Regions from separate parts of the Mus musculus genome. Here region 2 is linked to region 1. A link is a loop called in an ENCODE intact Hi-C map of the cell type or tissue named here. Cell type or tissue: left cerebral cortex. All regions are shown on one strand.

Region 1 (2,500 bases):
ACACTTTTTTCTCCGGCAGTTAAGATTCATTGGTTCGGGGGGTGGGGACAAACTTTGTAGTTCGATTAACAGTAAAGACAAGATTCTTGGATTCTGTCTCCATCACTGTAAAACTCAAAGACAGTATCCTTCCAACACGTGGCTACTTTCTATTTCTTTATCCTTTGTTACCTTCACGGTACTTACTATCTGACTACATTGTTAACATATTGATTTGCTGGTCGACTAAGAGGCATCTCCTTTCCTCCTTTGTTTTGCACTCTGCTGTTATATTTGATAGAGAAAGCTGACTTTTTTTTTTTAACATTAAGTGTCTGAGTCTATTAGAGGACTTAACTCCCACCCTCCCCTAGTTTGGAAGCCAAAGATCAATGAAATTTCCCGGGCCACAGAGACGTAAGCACATCTGCAGCAAAAGAAGCTGAAAGGAAGAACCATGTTTAGTAAAAGATAGTTCTTTTTTTCACAAAGCTTCATGAAAATCAGACCTTGGTGCCCTTTACCCAGATCCCAGCCTCGGCAAACAATCCACAAATCAGAGAGCCCTCACTCAGCTCCCAGCGACCTTAGAATAGCAGGAGGAGGACGTCACCGAATGGATAAGCAAGAAAGGTGTACTCCTTACCGCAGTCAGAACTCTGAAGTCATCGCGGCTCATGTACCTAAGCTTGGCTACATTCACCTTCCCCATGCTTGCCCAGTTCCACCACGGACGCTCTCTGGGAAGACGCAAAGTTGCTGGGTAATCTCGCAGGCTTTCGGCGGCGACCTGCCCGCGCACGCGCCCTGTATTTAAGGTGCTTATCGCTAGGTAAGAACACGTGCTCAAGAAGCAGTAGAAAAATGCTATTTTTTTCTCGTTTTTGTAGCTAAAAATCAGGCAGAAGTGATTTTTCAGCCCCTAAATAAATAATTTACGTTTGACTGATTTGGCAAGTTGCAAATGTTTTACATAGTATGCCACGTTACTTTTCAGAGCTGCTAGGACCTGATTGGAATTAAGGCCGGACTTCCGCATGCAACAGTGCTTACGTCACGAGAGGGGCGTGTTTTATTCGTTCCGAGCCACGCCCACTTTTAGTGCAGCAACTGTGCACTGTAAAGTCAGGGAGGGAAATGAGTAAGCGAGACCGGAGGCCAGCAAAACCACTGAAAGGGTGGCCACAGAGCCGCACGCGCTGTCTCTCGGCAGCCCCACCCCTGTCCGGCGGAGGAGGGCCGGGTTAGGAGCTGCCCCGCTGGCCTGGGACGCTGATCCCAGGACGGGTTAGGAGGAGCTTCTGTACGTACTATCCAGTGCTCGCTTCCAAAGAAAGCGCGCACCTCAATGTTTCTTGGGTCCAGGAGCATTTGGGAGGCTTAACAAGACAATGTACCCAAGACAAAGACTTTTATTACCGTACCTTCATCCCGACAGCAGCAGCATAGTAACAAGTGTGACTCATGTGATATTCAGTACCTGTGTTTCTCATTTCACGAATTATCTATATTTCAGTCCTTTAAGCTGCAGATCTTCTCTGGTCAGCTCTTAGGTTAAGCTTGGGCGCTATAAGTGTCCAGTGTTATGATCTGCTTTATACTTGAGAGATTGCCAACGACTGGTGTGTAACTTTTTTTTTTTTTTTTTTGAGGTATGTGCAAACTTTAAGGACTCAGATTAAGATACCTTCGTGTTCCTTCCATACTCCACTCCTTCCAGTTTCCAAGAAACAATGTATTCATTTCCTCCTTTTGGAGAGTGGTGCTGAGTATCTTCCTGGAGTAAGCTCTTTCATAAAGCATAGGGGCAGACAGCAGGCTGTAGTGTCCGTATCGGTCCAGCTAAAGTAGTTGGTAATCTAAAATCATCAAATCGAAACAAAAGATCAATCCTTTTTCATCTCTATGTTCCTGTCTTTGGGGTCTTGTATGCTTGAATACAGGATTCTAGGCATATCTAATTAGGACTTAACTAATTAAGACCGTTGTACACAATGGAATTTTTCTTTCTACATTAACATTAGAACATGTGAAAACAAAAAGTTTGAAGCTTTGATTATCTGTCTTTCTGTCTCCTTTCAGCATTGCTCCACAGAGCCACCACTAATTGAGTGGGTTTGGATCCAAGTTCTGGAATATTGGGGTAATCACAGTCCAGATTTCTCATCTTTTCAATATTGTGGGTTTTTTGTTTGTTTGTTTGTTTTTTTAGTAATCAAGTCATTTATGAGTAAAGGATTTAAATTCAATCTTCCTTTCTCACCATACTTAGTGTGACTTAAGCCAGTGGTTCCCAACCATCCTAGTACAGCGGTCCTTTAATACAGTTTATTTTGTGGTGATTGCCAACAATAGAATTGTTTTTTATTGCTACTTCATAACTGTAATTTGCTACTGTTACAATTCTTAATGTAATGCAAATACTTTTTTGGAGACGGGGTTCCCAAAGGGGTCTGGACCCACAGCTGACTTAGCCTATTCTTCATCCATTCACCATTTATCAAATATAGATACCACTTTT
Region 2 (2,500 bases), 71 kb before region 1:
AGAAGTTACCATGCTGGATTCTAAAAGAGCGAATTATTTACAAGCAGACCGTTGGAAAAGAAGGGCTAGTGATAAGAGTTGCATGTCTTGGGGCTGGAGAAATGACTCAGTAGCTACGTATGTGTCCTTTAACTCCAGCTCCAGAGAGATCTGATGCTCTACCCTCCACAAGAACCTCAATTTATGTACACACGCGCGCGTAGAGACACACAGAGACACACTTAGTAAAAGTAAAGAAATAAGATGAAAAGAGTTGCACATCTCCCAAGTTTCCAGATTAGAGCATCAAACAAATAAGTGGCAGCGAGTCAGGCACCTGAAACTCCAGCATAGTCTTCCCCATGTTTGACTCCAGCATGTAGTGATAGGCTCCCACACTTGTGCTTGGGTCATCCGCATCATCTAACGTGCCCTTGGGAAGGAAAGAAAACAAAGAAACGATCACTGATAATTTCTTCCCTTCTTTAAAGGACCAGGACCTAATCCTATTATTGCCCTAAAGAGGTTGATTTGCAGTTGCTCTTGGAGTCTCACATGACTCCAGTAAAGAGTGTTTCAGAGTCAGCTTGAATGTGGCTTTTGCTTAAAATGGTAGCACTTTGTGTAGCTGCTGATAGGACAATGATTCCAAAGTAGGAATTCCTGTATATTTGCTATATAATTTGATGCTTTTGTGTCTGCTCTGTATGGTTGTCACTGGGAGTTACTGAAACCTTGAAACATTGACCTTACCCTGATTTCAAGGATAATCAGGCAAGACTCTACAATAGAACTTAAGTGCAGTTGTATGGCCCCTTCCTTTCTTCCCGCATGTCTCTTAAAGGAAACTTTTCATAATACGCTACTGTTGGGCGTCTGTTGGTTTATATTTTTTATACTCAGACCACTTAATATTTAAGAATCAAGGTAGGCGACAGGTAGAAATGAAGTTCGTTTTCAGCTTTCTTGTAGGGAACGGCACCAAGCAGCAAACACAAGCTCTCTGAAATGGCATTCAGACCTCCTTCTGAGGTCTCCCTCTACCCCATGGCCTTCGAGTCCCAGGATGGTGGGCGATAGCAAGGTTCTGAGACTGAACAAACAACTGTCAGCGTCAGACAGCAGTAAATGTATAGCTTTGCATGCAATAACATTAACACAGTGCTTCTGAAATATTTATGTTGGCCTTTTAGAAATCCTAGGGGAAATCCATCCAGAGGTCTGCAAGCCATATATATTCTTGCTCTTTAGAAATTTCCATGAAAAATGACAAATTGCATTTACATTGAGAGCCCTTTCCTGTTCCTAAGTAAATTCCACGTGTATATAAATCAGGCATCATTTTCCTAACTTCTCTTCCTCAAAGGCACTTGAAATTTACAGGGTCAGAAAATAAAGGCTTCCTTTTCTCTTCAGACCAGATAGAGTGCAGAACTCTCCACTTTCTCCCAGCCAGCCTACCAGCCCTACTGTCCTGCAGGCCCATCTCTCCTCTAAGTGATAAGAGCACTTCATAAGGGGAAAGAGTCCCTAATAGTCTGATCATCTCCTTTGGCAGGGCAGCAGCTGCCCTGTAAAAACAGAGTCTGTCAATTCAAGGCAACAAAAGGGAGTGGGGGATGTGGTCACACAATGGCCTTTAATTCCAGCCCTCAGGAGGCAGTAGCAGGCAGATTCCTGTGAGGTCCAGGCCAGACTAGTCTACATAGTGAGTTCGAGGACAGCCAGGACTAAGTTGTAAGACCCTGTCTGAGAGAGGAGGGGGTGGAAGGGTGAGGGGTAGGGGTGAGTGGAGAAGAGGAGATAAAGGGAGAATGAGAAAGGTGACAAAGTTTGTTCTTCTATAGTTCAAGCTCCTGCCCTTGAGCACACACAGAAAAACATCTGCTGTAGGTGGGGCTCAGGTTTCCTCTGTGGCTTACAAGTGGAGATAGTGGGCAGGAACTCTCCACCATTTACTGAACACGTAAATATCCAGCCATAGATGGCTGAGAGAGTTCCCTATTTAAATTTCTAAGACCCATTTTGTTATGTCATTTTTTTTTTCTCTCAAAGCATTTAATTGTACCTGTCACAGAAACTTTCAACACTTACCGGAGAAGGTGAACACCTAGGAACCATGATTATTCTAACACATAGAGCTGTCTAAGCAGCCCACAGTATTTTAGTACTATAAATTGCAAACCTGCATGCTAGCTGGGAAATTAGCATTTACAGTAGGGACTTCACATAATTAGCATGATTAGTTCAATTTGGGGAAAATTAGAACTGGTTTGTCATTCGATTATAAATCTTTCTTCCATTGCCTACATTCTTGGACCATTGGAATCAGTGTAATCATGTGACATTCCTCACCCCGAATCTTGATCGTTTTTGATCCTGGCTTGTCAAGAGTATTGGCAAAATGCACAATGAGCAGCTAGCTCCACCTTCATGAGTTTCAACCTAAGGTTTATTTTGCTAAATGTTAGTAAGTCACTGGACAAAATCTAACCTCCACATTGTTGAAATGAGAAATTTG

Evidence for each region. Peaks named below come from ENCODE experiments on the same cell type or tissue, not always from the same donor. Only the 100,000 strongest peaks of a DNase experiment are listed, where the experiment ranks them.
Region 2: a loop joins it to region 1, with 7 times the contacts of the local background. A loop is called at or near these places in 1 of 42 quality-filtered maps.

What each region holds. Positions count from the first base shown.
Region 1 is chr17:17,372,796-17,375,295 of GRCm38, reverse strand. Riok2 (RIO kinase 2) reads right to left here and starts at 964. Exons shown (of 10, transcript NM_025934.2): 1 at 626-964. The coding sequence starts at 691. Gm36768 (predicted gene, 36768) reads left to right here and starts at 1,080. Exons shown (of 4, transcript NR_168690.1): 1 at 1,080-1,282; 2 at 2,062-2,122. In left cerebral cortex, no CTCF peak of the experiment used is centred here; DNase peaks (open chromatin) are centred at 784 and 1,038; H3K4me3 peaks cover 1,603 bases; H3K27ac peaks cover 928 bases.
Region 2 is chr17:17,443,880-17,446,379 of GRCm38, reverse strand. Lix1 (limb and CNS expressed 1) reads right to left here. Exons shown (of 6, transcript NM_025681.2): 4 at 317-412. Among named protein-coding and RNA genes, the nearest start is that of Lix1, 42 kb to the right of the region's middle. In left cerebral cortex, no CTCF peak of the experiment used is centred here; no DNase peak of the experiment used is centred here.